2 separate regions of the Homo sapiens genome follow, and region 2 is linked to region 1. A link is a contact called in ENCODE Hi-C data. All regions are on one chromosome and are shown on one strand. The core of a region is the stretch at or near the end of the contact, and the rest is flanking DNA. Distances in the headings are between cores, read along the strand shown. Region 1 overlaps PPP1R1C (protein phosphatase 1 regulatory inhibitor subunit 1C). Region 2 overlaps PPP1R1C (protein phosphatase 1 regulatory inhibitor subunit 1C).

Evidence for each region. Hi-C counts contacts between places; a loop is a spot of excess contacts on that map. Pooled maps may share reads with other maps.
Region 2: a map of heart right ventricle shows a loop between it and region 1 (5-fold over the local background). The contact joins two enhancer-like sites. A Hi-C loop is called at or near these places in 9 of 168 maps with a recorded cell type or tissue (cardiac septum, gastrocnemius medialis, heart left ventricle and 1 more), 14 of 37 single-sample maps with no recorded cell type and 12 of 50 pooled maps.

Annotation. Positions count from the first base shown.
Region 1 is chr2:181,987,649-181,994,166 of GRCh38, forward strand. It overlaps PPP1R1C (protein phosphatase 1 regulatory inhibitor subunit 1C), which reads left to right. Exons shown (of 5, transcript NM_001080545.3): 2 at 191-251. Among named protein-coding and RNA genes, the nearest start is that of PPP1R1C, 5.1 kb to the left of the region's middle. Within about 2 kb of position 4,008, at least 2 of the 41 ENCODE cell types and tissues checked have a DNase peak (open chromatin) inside an H3K27ac peak, as active enhancers do.
Region 2 is chr2:182,075,382-182,081,899 of GRCh38, forward strand. The region is part of intron 4 of PPP1R1C (protein phosphatase 1 regulatory inhibitor subunit 1C); the gene reads left to right. Among named protein-coding and RNA genes, the nearest start is that of PPP1R1C, 93 kb to the left of the region's middle. Within about 2 kb of position 2,435, at least 3 of the 41 ENCODE cell types and tissues checked have a DNase peak (open chromatin) inside an H3K27ac peak, as active enhancers do.

The sequences.
Region 1 (6,518 bases), core at 2,758-5,257:
ATCAGACAGTTCAATTCTGTGGCTTTCTATTATTTCAAAATAAAATTAGTGAGCACCTTCCATGTGTCCTCCAGAAATTTGCTTTTGCATGTGGGGAAAAGATGAGGGTGAGACAGCTTTGCAAGCTGCAGAGTAACCTGGAGCAGTGTCTAATACTCACTGATATTAGCTGGGCTTTTGTCGTTCACAGATCAGGAAAAGAAGACCTACACCAGCATCACTTGTGATTCTCAATGAGCATAACCCCCCAGGTAAAGAAGCATGATGTGTTTCACACTGATGGAACAGAATGGAATTGTTTAAAGAACATCAAAGTACATGTCGTACTGAAAAGTTTCAATTTAGGATTTCACAGTTAGCAATACTCTAGAAAGCTAATCTATAAAATGGATCGTAAACAGAATCAGAAATAAATATTACAGGAATAATCTCAAGCCACAGCCTGTATTTCCTCTAGAATATCATAAGTGATGATATGCTATGAAATATTTTGCTAGCACTGGCTGTCATATGTTCAGGTGTTTGTATGGAACCTGGATTACTGCTTATTAATGAGGCTGGTGGAAAGCTGTTTAATTAGGTTTAAAAGCTCAAATTACAGCCCTAGAGATGCTTATATCTTTACAGAGTAAGTTTTTTATATGGAAAAGGTTGACATGGGGTGGGCAATGACCCAGCGTTGGCTTCAGCTTTGCTGATGACGTCATCTCTGAATAATGCAATTGACAAGTAACCAGATCAATTTTCAGCACTGCCTATTTGAGAGCCATTCTGAATGGCTGAATCCATTTGTTGAGGTTTTATTTTCCATTTCCTGTAAAAATGAAAACCGCATTATTATTCCGGATAAAAGACTATGATCTGTAATCCACAAACATTATTTACTTATTGAAGCGGGGTGATTTTTAGTCTCACATTTAAGTGCTGCTTCTGGATATACAAGTAGGATAGGAAAGGTCATGACATTAATTTGCAACCAGGCAGAACTTGGTGTTGGATTTTTTTGCAGGTATAAACAATAATGGGTGGACAAAAGGAGTTTAAACAGTGGAAACATAATATGTCTAATAATAGACTGTAGCGAGTGATCTAAGAATACCAGGGTGAAATAGTCCTTGACTTTTTCAGACTCTTTTCTAATTAGAGAAACATATAAAAAGAACGTAAACTAATAGGCTATTCATCATTTAGCCCAAATCCAAGAAAATTTTCAGGTGATGGAAAATAAGTAAGCTAATTTATTTCTGTTGAAAATGAATAATTATAATTTGATCCTATAACTTTAGGGTGCCATTGCATTTAAAATTATTTTCAAATATATTATCTCAATAAATCTTAACTTACTTATATTTGGTTAAATAAGAGGTGCAAATGATATGTAATTATAATTCTAAAATAAATACAAGTATAAAGATAAGTCTTCTCGATTTGGGGGTAATTTTATAGCAATTTTCCATCACTGCCTTGCTCATGGTAGCAAACATTTCTGTAATGTCCTAAAACTTTCCTCCCTATGCCTGCCTTAAGGTGTACTGCACAACTTGATTTCCAGGTGTTCTATCTCCTGGAGAGCAGTTTTCAGAGGTCTATAGGCATCATTGCTGTTTGAACATAGTGAAGTCATGTAAGTGACCTTCATCCTCTCATTTGAACTCCCAAAATAGCAGCTACATTCTCTTGAGTGCCAAATATGTGCCATTTGGATGAGGAAAGTGTGTATCAGAGAGGTGAAGTGATTTTTGTGGCTATTCCACTAGAAGTGACGGATTCCAGAGACAAATGCAGGTAATTCTGATACTGAAGCCCATACATTTCCACTGGCACTGGCTTTGAAAATATCAGTTTGCACTACATGGTGAAGGCTTTATAATGTGACTAGTCATTCAGGCCCTATAAACAAGCAAATCCAAACAAAGTAAATCCATTTTCTGGACCACTTATCTTAGTAGATTAAGGAATTGTACTTAAATATCCCTGGGAATAAGATTCAGTTTTTCTCTAGAAACCTTTTTTTTTGTCAGATCTCCCAATTACTAGATGGCATTGTCCCTTTTCTCTAATTGACCTCATACTTCTCTTTGTTTTTTAAGCACCACTGGAGACAAATTAGATGCAAATAGCATCTCACAGAGAACTACTTTATTTTAGTACATCACCTGCCTGCATCTTCCTCCCCCTTTATGGAAACTAGAATAGTCTACAAAGAATTAATCAGCTTTTGGCTGTGTATAGGACTTGGATAAGTGTGCATGGCAACTAGAGATTTTGGACTAGTGATGGATTTTTGTAGTAAAACCCTTAAAAGCTTATAGTTTTCCCAGTAAAAATGATCTAGCACCAAGCTTACTGGGGAAATAACTCTAAAGATAAAACAACAACAACAACAAAGAAACAAACAGCAAAAAAAGAACACTAAACCAAATCAAACTTGGATACTGGTCTTAACTAGCCATGTGATGTGATCTTGGGAAAGGGATATCTCCAAGCTTTCTTTTCTTTCTTTTTTTTTTGAGACAGTCACCCTCTGTCGCCCAGGCTTGAGTGCAGTGGCGCGATCTCAGCTCACTGCAAGCTCCACCTCCGGGGTTCACGCCATTCTCCTGCCTCAGCCTCCCGAGCAGCTGGGACTACAGGCTCCTGCCACCACGCCCGGCTAATTTTTTTGTATTTTTTTTTTAGTAGAGACGGGGTTTCACCGTGTTAGCCGGATGGTCTCGATCTCCTGACCTCGCTATCCGCCCGCCTCGGCCTCCCTAAGGGCTGGGATTACAGGCCTGAGCCACAGCGCCCGGCCTCCAAGCTTTATTTTCTCATCTATAAAATAGGGATCATAGTGTTCTTTCTTTCAACCTCACAGGGTTGTAGTAATGATCAAAAGAGTTACCATGAACATGACTTAAAAATTGCAAAGTGCAACAAAGATTAGGTATCATTAACTGATGTGTTCGGGAATACAATATTTGCATGTGATATTTAAGAACAAAGATATAACAAGAAAAACAGAATCTTCATAATCTCATCTGTTCTAAATATTTCTGCGCGATCCAACAGTTTCTTTTCCACACATTATTTGAACACTCTCTATCAAACAACAAAACAAATAAGAGTAACAACGAAAACACTCATAAGTGTTAAATGACCATTTTTAAGCAACTGTTTCTCCTGTCCCCCAAAAGCAATATGTTGTTTGAAAAACAAAAGCTGGGTGCAGCTTTAAATCCTGGTAAAACTAAACAAATCTCTTCAATTCACTGAAATTGGCCAGGGAATAATTGGCTGTTCTTGGACTCACCTGTCATTAATGCTGTTTAAAATTCAAAACCCTGCAAATCTTTCTTTATTGTCAATTAATAAAGCAAAGAAAATTAAATTCTTCATTATAGAAACATAAGTAATAAAACATTCCAATTCATATGACAAGATCAGTGTACTGCAATCACTGTTAAATGGATTAGACATAGCTTGCTTTTTTTTTTAACCTTTTGAAGTGTTTGCAGGAAGAGTAAATTATAGGAGTATTTGAAAGAATGATTATATATATTCTGTTTATATTTTGTAGAGGAAAAATAGAAAGATATTTCAAGATGTATATTCAGATTTTTTGTTTGCTAGTTCATCTATGCTGGTCTAAACACATAGATGAGATAGGCACCTGATTAGTTGTATTCTAGGGGCAGCATAATGTCCCATCAGTCCCTTTCTGACAAATAACCTAGAACTCTCAGCAGTAGAAGCACTATGTAAACAGATACTTAATCTGTTAAGGATATATCACCCTCTGGCATGGGTTAGTAAATCAGTTTAACTCAAAATAGTGGGAGATGAAACTAAAATTTTTAAATTGAAGGCATGAGTCAGGGAAAGTTTAGTAACAGAGGTGTGTCTTTAGGGTAGAAAAAGCAGAAACAATGTATTTGCTCCTAGGAATAACTCTCAACAGTCAGGTGGCAGCAAAAAGATACTGAAAAACTGAGATAGGGGAAGTAGGGAATCGCCAAAGTTCCCTATATTTCGTCTTTTTCAAATGTTTTCTGGGGCTACCAACATGAGTGACCTTTGTAGCAAACTGCCTCTCTGTATTTTCAGTTCCTCTTCTGATTAAGGGCCTCTTTATGATAAGCTCTCTGAAGCTACACAGGAGAGCATTATTATCTATTCTTATACTGTGTGCTGTTTGCTTTTACTTTTGTATAATCTGTAGTGAACTGGTTTGGTTCCTATATATTTTTTTTTATCTAGAGAGCTGCTTATGTGTAAATCCTCTCTGTAGGGAAATAAATGGCAAAGATACTTTCTGTAATTTATTCCATCACATCTATAGATATTTTAAGTCTACTTAAAAACAAGTAATGTCTTAAGTAGACTTATGAAAAGACTGTATATTTGGCTACCAGCGTTTGAAATCTAGAGTTGGAAAATAATTTCAGAAAATACCTACTTTAACCACACATCTTCATGACAGACATACATAAACCAACCCAAGTCCCTGAGACTCGCTCCATTTTATATACCTCAGAGAAGAATCCATAATTAACCGGGCTTTTCAACTCCAGCTCTGATAATTTCAGATGTTAGAAAATGATTTCTTATACCAAACTTAAATATAAATTCCCCACTTTATTCTAAAATAACTTCATTTGTTCTCTGCAATAAAAAGTCATTTTCTCACCTTTTAAAAAATATGAATGAATGATTATTTTCTTTTATTCTCAATCTCCCTAAGGGCTTTAATAAACTCTATCCGAATTCTCCCTATTGCTCTGCCTTTGAAGCCCAGAGCTGGACACAGTCTTCCAGTAAAAAGCCAGCCTAGACCAGGTCTTCTGAATATTAAAGTTTGTGGCATCCATTGTTTTCCATTTACCGTTAAGCAGAGACAATATGGTTACAGTTATATTTAATGGACCTGACGCCTACTAAACATGAGTGAGCTGTATGAGGCCTGGAGATAAGTGCAGATTTGGGTAAGTACCCAGGAGTTTTGACGTCATTTAAAAGCTCACTGTACATCTAAAAAGTGGAATCCGAAGCATAAGGTAAAATAGTTTTTTGAGTATATTTATTGAACTTCCTATCACAGCCAAATTTTGGGGAAATCGACTTTATCTTTGACCCTTTTAGTGTCAAATATCCTTTGAAATCAAGAATAAAAACAAAGGTTGTTCTCACATGCCTCAGGTTCCCAAAAGTTAGTTAATAGGAGACATAAGAGATATATGATACTAAATATAATACTATCTCCTTTCAAATTTGATAGCAGGCCTGGTCATTAGAGAGAACTGAGATGTGCAATTGCTTTGGCTATTCATTTCCAGAAACGAAAAAGAAGCCACAGTTTATACTGTATGTAGCATATTACTTTCTAAATGAGGCATACGTTTCAGGATTCTGAAACTAAGTTAAAAAAACAGATTTTGAAGCCTCTAGATTGGATTCCTGAGACACTGGATGATAGCTAGGAAATAATGCTGGACTAAGATTGAATTGTTCAAAACGCAAGGGGGCTCCAGAAATTTCTGGTGATTATTTTTTAATCCAAAAATAACAGGAAGTTTTTCAGGGTCAACAAAATGAAAGTAGAAATTTATTTCCAGTATTAAGGCATCACATGCACAAAATCTCTCTTCATGGAGACCCTCTATTTTGCAAAATGAATGATTGTGTTGTCAAGAGAAAATTGGGCTCCAGGGACCATACTGAGAAGTTTCTGGGGACTCTTAAAGATGAGTAAGACATTATCAGGCCCAGATCTTGAGGTACCAGCCACCCCCAGGGACCTCCAATTAAATGTATTCAAATAAACGCTATACTGGCCCATTGTCCACATACTTATGTTGCATTTTAAATGGTCTCATTTGAATGTGGTTGTAATTCATTTGAATCCACAATCTTGCCTTGTCTGTATTAATGACAATACAAAAAAATGGTCCAGTGTTTGAAGATCATTGAAGTGTTAGCTAGTATTAATTTTTAAGAAATTGTAAAAAAGCCTATTTATTTCCCTCAGCATTTATTTTTATGAGTTATTGAATGCTGAATGATTTTTTAAAAAGTTACACATGTGGCTTTCAGTGATTCATGTACTGTACAATTAATTGACTTATTTTCCCTTAACTCTTCAGTATGTGCAGCTAAATAGCCCAATCAGTTGGAATAATTGTGAGCCAAAGATGAGGTTCCAGTTCTTGATAGTGACAAGGCTTGCTACATTGTAAGTTTTCAAAGTAACTTGTCCAATCTTCAAAATAAATGAAAAAAAAATGAAAGGGACCTGCATTTCTTATTCAAAGATGGCCCAGCTTTTTTCTAATCCAGATGATGTTAGTCATTGGCAAATAGTTTTCCCAAAAAACAGTAGTAGTGGGTAAGAAAAAAAAAAGATCTATAGTACCCCCTAATTCATCAGGAGAGGAAGATACAATTGTGTAAGTATTATGTATCCTATATTGTAGTGTTGGTTTAACTGAGCATGCCCTGTTTGCCAATATAATTTTTGTGGAATATGAGTTCTTAAGATT
Region 2 (6,518 bases), core at 1,185-3,684, 86 kb after region 1:
GCTATCATTTGCCTTCTGAATCTGAGGCCATCAGCAGCCTATTACTAAATATTTAATTCTTAAAAGCCAGTTGGTCCTCTTAGACCATGGCAGTCTAAGAACCAATGAAAAGGAAGTAGGAAGTAGAAGTAAGGCACAAGATGGCTGCAGGAGATATGAGAGCAGGCTGCCTGATGAGCAGAGGCAGAAACACATAAAATTTACACACCATCACTGCGTAGGACAAAGATGATCAAAACAATGATTCAGTCACTAAGAAAATAATTACACTATTTCTATTGTAATGCATATTTTAAAAGGCAGGAAAGTGGTTTGAATCCCACTTTTCAAAAGCATTTTTAAATTCTTGTTGACAATTAACTCTATGCACTACTCTATGTCCATTTCAGGTTAAACTATGAAGTCTGAGCATCTCACTTCAAATTTTGGAGTTTCCTTTTGGGTTTCAATTGATAATCTTGAGATGATAAGCTTTGCCTCAACTTACAGTACTTCTGTGAAAAAATATATTTTATGTATCAAAAATTGTCACTGGATGATAATGCTCACATTATGTAAAAATAGGTCTCAAAACATATTTTTGTGTGGCAAAAATAAAAAAATTAAAGTAGTTTAAATGCTTTTTTTAGTATATGCTTATAATGTATTATTTTATCTTTAAGTTTTACATTTAGTCCCACAGCTTATTATGTTGATTTTTGCCTTGAAAAAGTTTACTCTGTGATTGTAGGAATTAGTCTGGATCTTTTAGAACAGTTCTTAATATCTCTAAAGTTATCTATAAATCAAGGATTTTGAACTTTTTTTTTTCTTTTCTTTTTTTTTTTTTTTTTTTTTTTTTTTTTTTTTTTTTTTTTGAGACGGAGTCTCGCTTTGTCTCCTGGCTCACTGCAAGCTCTGCCTCCCAGGTTCACGCCATTCTCCTGCCTCAGCCTCCTGAGTAGCTGGGACTACAGGTGCCCGCTACCACGCCCGACTAATTTTTTTTTTTTGTATGAACTTCTATAATAGAAAAAAGGGACCAAAAGAGAAATCCTCTCCTACTGTCTGTTCATCTTTTTTAAAAATGCAAGCAAGAAGTACTTGTTCCTGCCTTTGATGTTATTGAAGAAATAATATATGTAAAAATCAGGAGAATGGAGGGAAAGAGCATTGGATCTGTGATTTCATACACTGCACTCATTTATGCTTTAAGTCCTGATGGTTAATGAAGTCAATCAGAACCCCCCCACCCCAAACCTCCTAACTCTACCATTATTCCTTGATGTAATTCCCTCTTTGTGCAATAAGTTAATTAGTACTTTTACAATAATTTTCTTCAAAATACTTTTCTATTAATCTTTCTCAATTATGTATGGCTGTAGTATCTTGCTTATGCTATTTTCTTCAACATTTTAATTTTTCTACTATTAACAAACTTAATTGGATTTTAAATAACACATCTGTAAATCCTACCACGAAGAAATATGGAAGAGTGTTGTTTGCCAAAGATTCTTAGCCTATCTGATGTTGATCCCTGTATACTCCTTTGTACCAGTCTTACTCATCCTAAACTTTGTAAAAATAATAATGGAATTAGTTTTTCTTTGGGCCTTTCTTAGAAGATGGTAGGCAGTGTCATTTGATTATTATTAATTAATTTTTTACAGTTACTTGGGCATACAAATGTGTCCTAGACATAATGAAAACTTCTAGTCTACCTTCAAATTTTTAGAAAATTACTACGTGAATACTCATTTGTGTAAATGAAAACGAAAACTCTCTTTTATGACCTCAAAGAACCTCAAAGAATGGCAAAATAGGTTTCAAGTTTCAGATATGTAAACATTGCTACATTAAACTGTTTGTTTTAAAGTAACATAAAATGTCATAAACTTACTTTTTTTGGATTAAGATACATTTTGTGAGAGCTGAACCATGATAAAAAGGAGAAACGCCTGATCGTCTTAATTTTTATGTGAATCGACTTTAATTAACATATAAATGTTTTGAAAAATATCACAGGGCCTCACTGGCAATGTCAAAGCTTTATTTCATTTTATTAAGATTAATTAATTGTTGAATCACCACATGTCCCATGTTTTACTTATAAGGCCAAACCAAAGAATTCTTTGCATCTATATCAGCATCCTTAGCTTTTCAGACAGGCATTTTAATCTCTTCTGATCTCTGAGATAAATATATTTTTTCACGTAATTATGTAATTACTCAATAGACCAGAGCAGATCCCATGGAGCCACTGCAGTGTGTGCTGTATAAATAATGTTCTGTTCTACCCCTGATAATTGGCCAGTAGAGCCTCCTAGGAGAGTTTTTATCCCTTGAATAAACACTACATAGGCAAGGAGGGTTGACTCAGTATTTTCTTCATTGGCAATGAAACAGAAGCACTTCACACTCAGTGCTTATTAGATCATTTTAAAAAGAACACAGTGCTTATGACCCTACAGCTCCCTCTGCTGGTTCACAAAGTTTAAAAAGTACAAGTAGAAAATAATGTTTAAGAAGTGGAACCCTTGCCGGGCGTGGTGGCTCACGCCTGTAATGCCAACCCTTTGGGAGGCCAAGGAGGACGGCTTGAGATCAGGAGTTTGAGACCAGTCTGGCTAACATGGTAAAACCCCTATCTCTACTTGAAAATGCAAAAAAATTAGCCGGGTGTGTGGCGCACACCTGTTGTCCCAGCTACTCCGGAGTCTGAGGCAGGAGAATCGCTTGAGCCCGGGTGGCAGAGGCTGCAGTGAGCTGAGACCGTGCCACTGCACTCCAGCCTGGGTGAAAAGAACCTGAGCCCCTTAGGAGAAAAATATGTCATTTTTGGTATGAAATGGGGTTAAACTAAGGGAATAAGCAACAGAAAGTCTTCTTATTTTTATGATTATTAAATTGTGAGCCACCTTACTCACCATCTGTCTTTAATCATCCAAGCATATGTATTCCTGTCGTGTCTTACTTTTTGCAGTAAAAAGCAGGCTCTAGATAGAGTAGGCAGGTATTTTTTTCAGGACAACCGTAACCAAAGTGAGCTTCATGAGTCTATCAGCCCCACATTAACAGCTCTATTCCTTCATAAGGCAGATTATTATTCATAGGGGTCCTTAAGGTACCTTTACTCCATATGAAGGAGTGGCAAATGAAAGATGTAAAGAAATGAACATCTTCTTCAGACTGACTAGTTAAAATCCTATGTATCTCATCTTTCTGATATTGATAACCACCTTCATTTGGTACGGGAAAAAATAGCAGAAAGAAGGAGAACTGGAGTAGGAGAAACGTGGGCTTGAATCCCAGCTCTGACAATTCAAATCTGTGTCGTCTTCTTCCAGTTATTTAACCTTTATACTCTTTCTTGTTCACATCTATAATTTGAAGATAACCTCAGAGAGTCATGTGAGTGAAAAATAAAGTAATATATGTATAGTGCCCAATATGTAGCAGGTGTGTTTTAATTGTAGTAAACACTACTCCTGAGAAATCTGGGTTTCTGCCCCAACCAACAGAATGACACAGAGAATGTCAAAGAGAAATCATTTCCCTTCCAAACATTCTGAAAGTATGGCCAGGCAACATACAGTCAATCATATAAAATACATAGTTTTTATTTAAAGAAGTTAATGTGATGTGACTTTTCCATAGTTACACAATCTGCAATCAAATTCTATTTATTTTTTGATATGGAGACAAGATCAGAAATATAGTTGACTCTACAGAATTGTAGGTTCCAGAAACCATTAAATCAGGCTATAAAAGAAGCTATGTAAACACTATATTCTGATGAAGAGGATTTAGATAATGAGTTGTAGAGGTTGTCATAGATTATTACAAATAAATTCACGTCTCTGATAGCTCTCTATTGCTACTTACATAGCAGATGTGTTTATTTTAGTATATTAGGTTTTGACAAGACAGTAAACAATGGTTTTATAATCTAATAGCTAGATAAGGAAAAATGGTTTGAGCCTAATGTCTTACGTATTCTGAACAACAGTTTGCCTTCAGGTAATGCTGCGCTGTGTCTTGTTCCCTATACACAGGTTAGGTCATTCTTTATTATCAGGTAATAAAAAATAATAGAGGAAGTATAAGCAGTGGCTAAGTGCAAAAATCTGAAGCCTGAGAATCTCAGTTTGAATTCTAGTTCCATTTAACTGTCTGACCTTGAGAGAGTGGGTTGGATGCCTCATCTGTGCTTCATTTTCTTTGCTTCTAAAATGGAGGTAATAAAAGTGTGCACTTTGTATCAGTTTTCAAGGACTGCCTTAATAGATTCCCACAAACTTGGTACTTAACACAAAAGAAATGTTTCCTCTCACAGTTGGTGAAGCTAGATGTCTAAAAACCAAGGTATCAGTAGGGCCATGCTCCCACTGAAGGCTGTAGGGAAGATTCCTTCCTTGCCTCTTCCAGTTTCTGGTGGCCCCAGGTGTTCTTCAGCAAGTCCTCAGGTGTTTCTGGGAGTGGAACTCGTTTCTGTCTCACTCTTCCCGTGGCCTGCTCTTCTGTGTCTCTGTGTGTTGTTTCCTCTTCTTGTAAGTACATCAGTTATTGGATTTAGAATATTGGCTACTTCATCCTGTCGAGCCTCATTTTAATTACATCTGCAAAGGCCTTATTTTCAAATAAGGTCACATTCTGATGTTCCAAGTGGACATGAATTTTTGGAGGACACTATTCAACCCAATACATACCTCACTGGTTTTGAGGATTAAATAGGTTGCTATACATAAAGCACTAGAACAATGCCTGTTGCAGAAGTTTTAGTTAAGGTGACTTCTAAAATGCCATGCATAGTTCAAGCCATTTCCAGTTTCACCTAAGTTACAGATTTCCCATTGCATATCTTCTCGACAGCACATCCCCCAATAGTCTGCTCTATCTTAAACTTAAGCCATCTAAAACTGCCTTTATGTTCATCCCCAAACGAAAACCAGGGGATCCTCCAATTCCTGTAAATGGTATCACTATCCCCCATTTGCTCAGATTCAAAGCCTCAACATCATTTATAACGACTTCGTCTTCTTTGTTGCCATAACTAATCAACCTTTTGGTCCTGTAGAGTGGATCTTGAGAGAAGTTCACTTGTTATATTCTCATTTCTCCTTTTCCAGGTCAGGCTTTCTTTAACATTCACCCAGATAAAAAGCAGAGTAATACCGTAACACAATACATCACGTAATACACATTCACACATATTTCAGATAGAAACAGAACTATATTTCCTCTAATTCAGACTATATGTCTATTTAATGACAATGAGAAATATGAAATATCCAGTAAGTTGGCCTTATTTAGTGGCCCTGCATACAAGCTGACTCATTGCAGAAAAGGAGAAGCTTTAAGGGGAAAAAAAAAGGAAAATATTAACTGCTTCTAACCCACAACATTTAAATAAAGCCATTTTAATATGCATTGATTATGTTCAGCCATTTTATAGCTCTGGCCTCAGTTTTCTTATTGGTAAAATATGACCTTGAGAAAGTTATTTAAATTCCCTAATCATAAAGGTACATACTCATAAGGTTTTCGTAAAAATGAAATGAAAAAACTGTATGTAAAATGCTTCAGCATAGTACTATGCCCCTCATCCATGGTCAAGAAATACTAGTCATTAGATATAATTTTAGCATCATATTGACATAAACTCTTTAAAACTCTTACACTTATTTGGTTGCTACTTCATTTGATGATTAACTTCATTTAAAGCATATTTCCAGGTTTGATTGCATTTTAACAAGAGAGTGAGGTTTGTGCTCAGTGTGTGCAGTTGTTGGGAAGAATTTGGTTTCTACATCTTTAGCTGCTATTGGGCAAATGGAGAGGTAAGTAGTATACTCTTTCTGAGCATAGTGCCAACTGGTGTCCATATTTATACAAAAGGGGGTTAAAGGGAACGAGAAAAAGCACACAGTAAGCATTCAACAAATAGCGGCTATCAGTATTGTATAATTTTTTTTCAAGTTTCAGTTTCCGGGTGAATACAAATGAGTGCCTTAACCTCTTTTCAGTCTTCTTTCAAAGAGAAGATTCAATACATTGCAGTTGCAGTAGTTATAGAAAGTAGCTAAACAGAGAAGAGTAGAAAATTGTGATAGAAAATTTGAAATCCTTATATTTCTTTTGCTAGATTAATCAACATATATTCAGCACCTATTGAGTGTTGATTCTGAAAAGCATTGATCAGATAAAAGTGATCATTTAGTAAAGCAAATGAGAGAAACTTAATTCTAAAATACAGCTATCAGAGTTAACTTACAAATGAACTTCGATAACTTCTGGATGCATTTTGTAAAAAAAAAGTATTGTGTCATATTAAAATATGTCATAATAAAAACTCCTGCACTTAGCAGGAATTACATTAACTATGTCTAATGTGTGCGGTTGAAAAGCCACTTCAACCACTCATCACGTACACCTCATATCCTGCCTGCATAAAAGGCTGTGCCCATTTCACTATGGATATAGATTTGTTTATCCTGCATATTACCAATTCCGTATGTCCACATAAAAAGTCATAAATA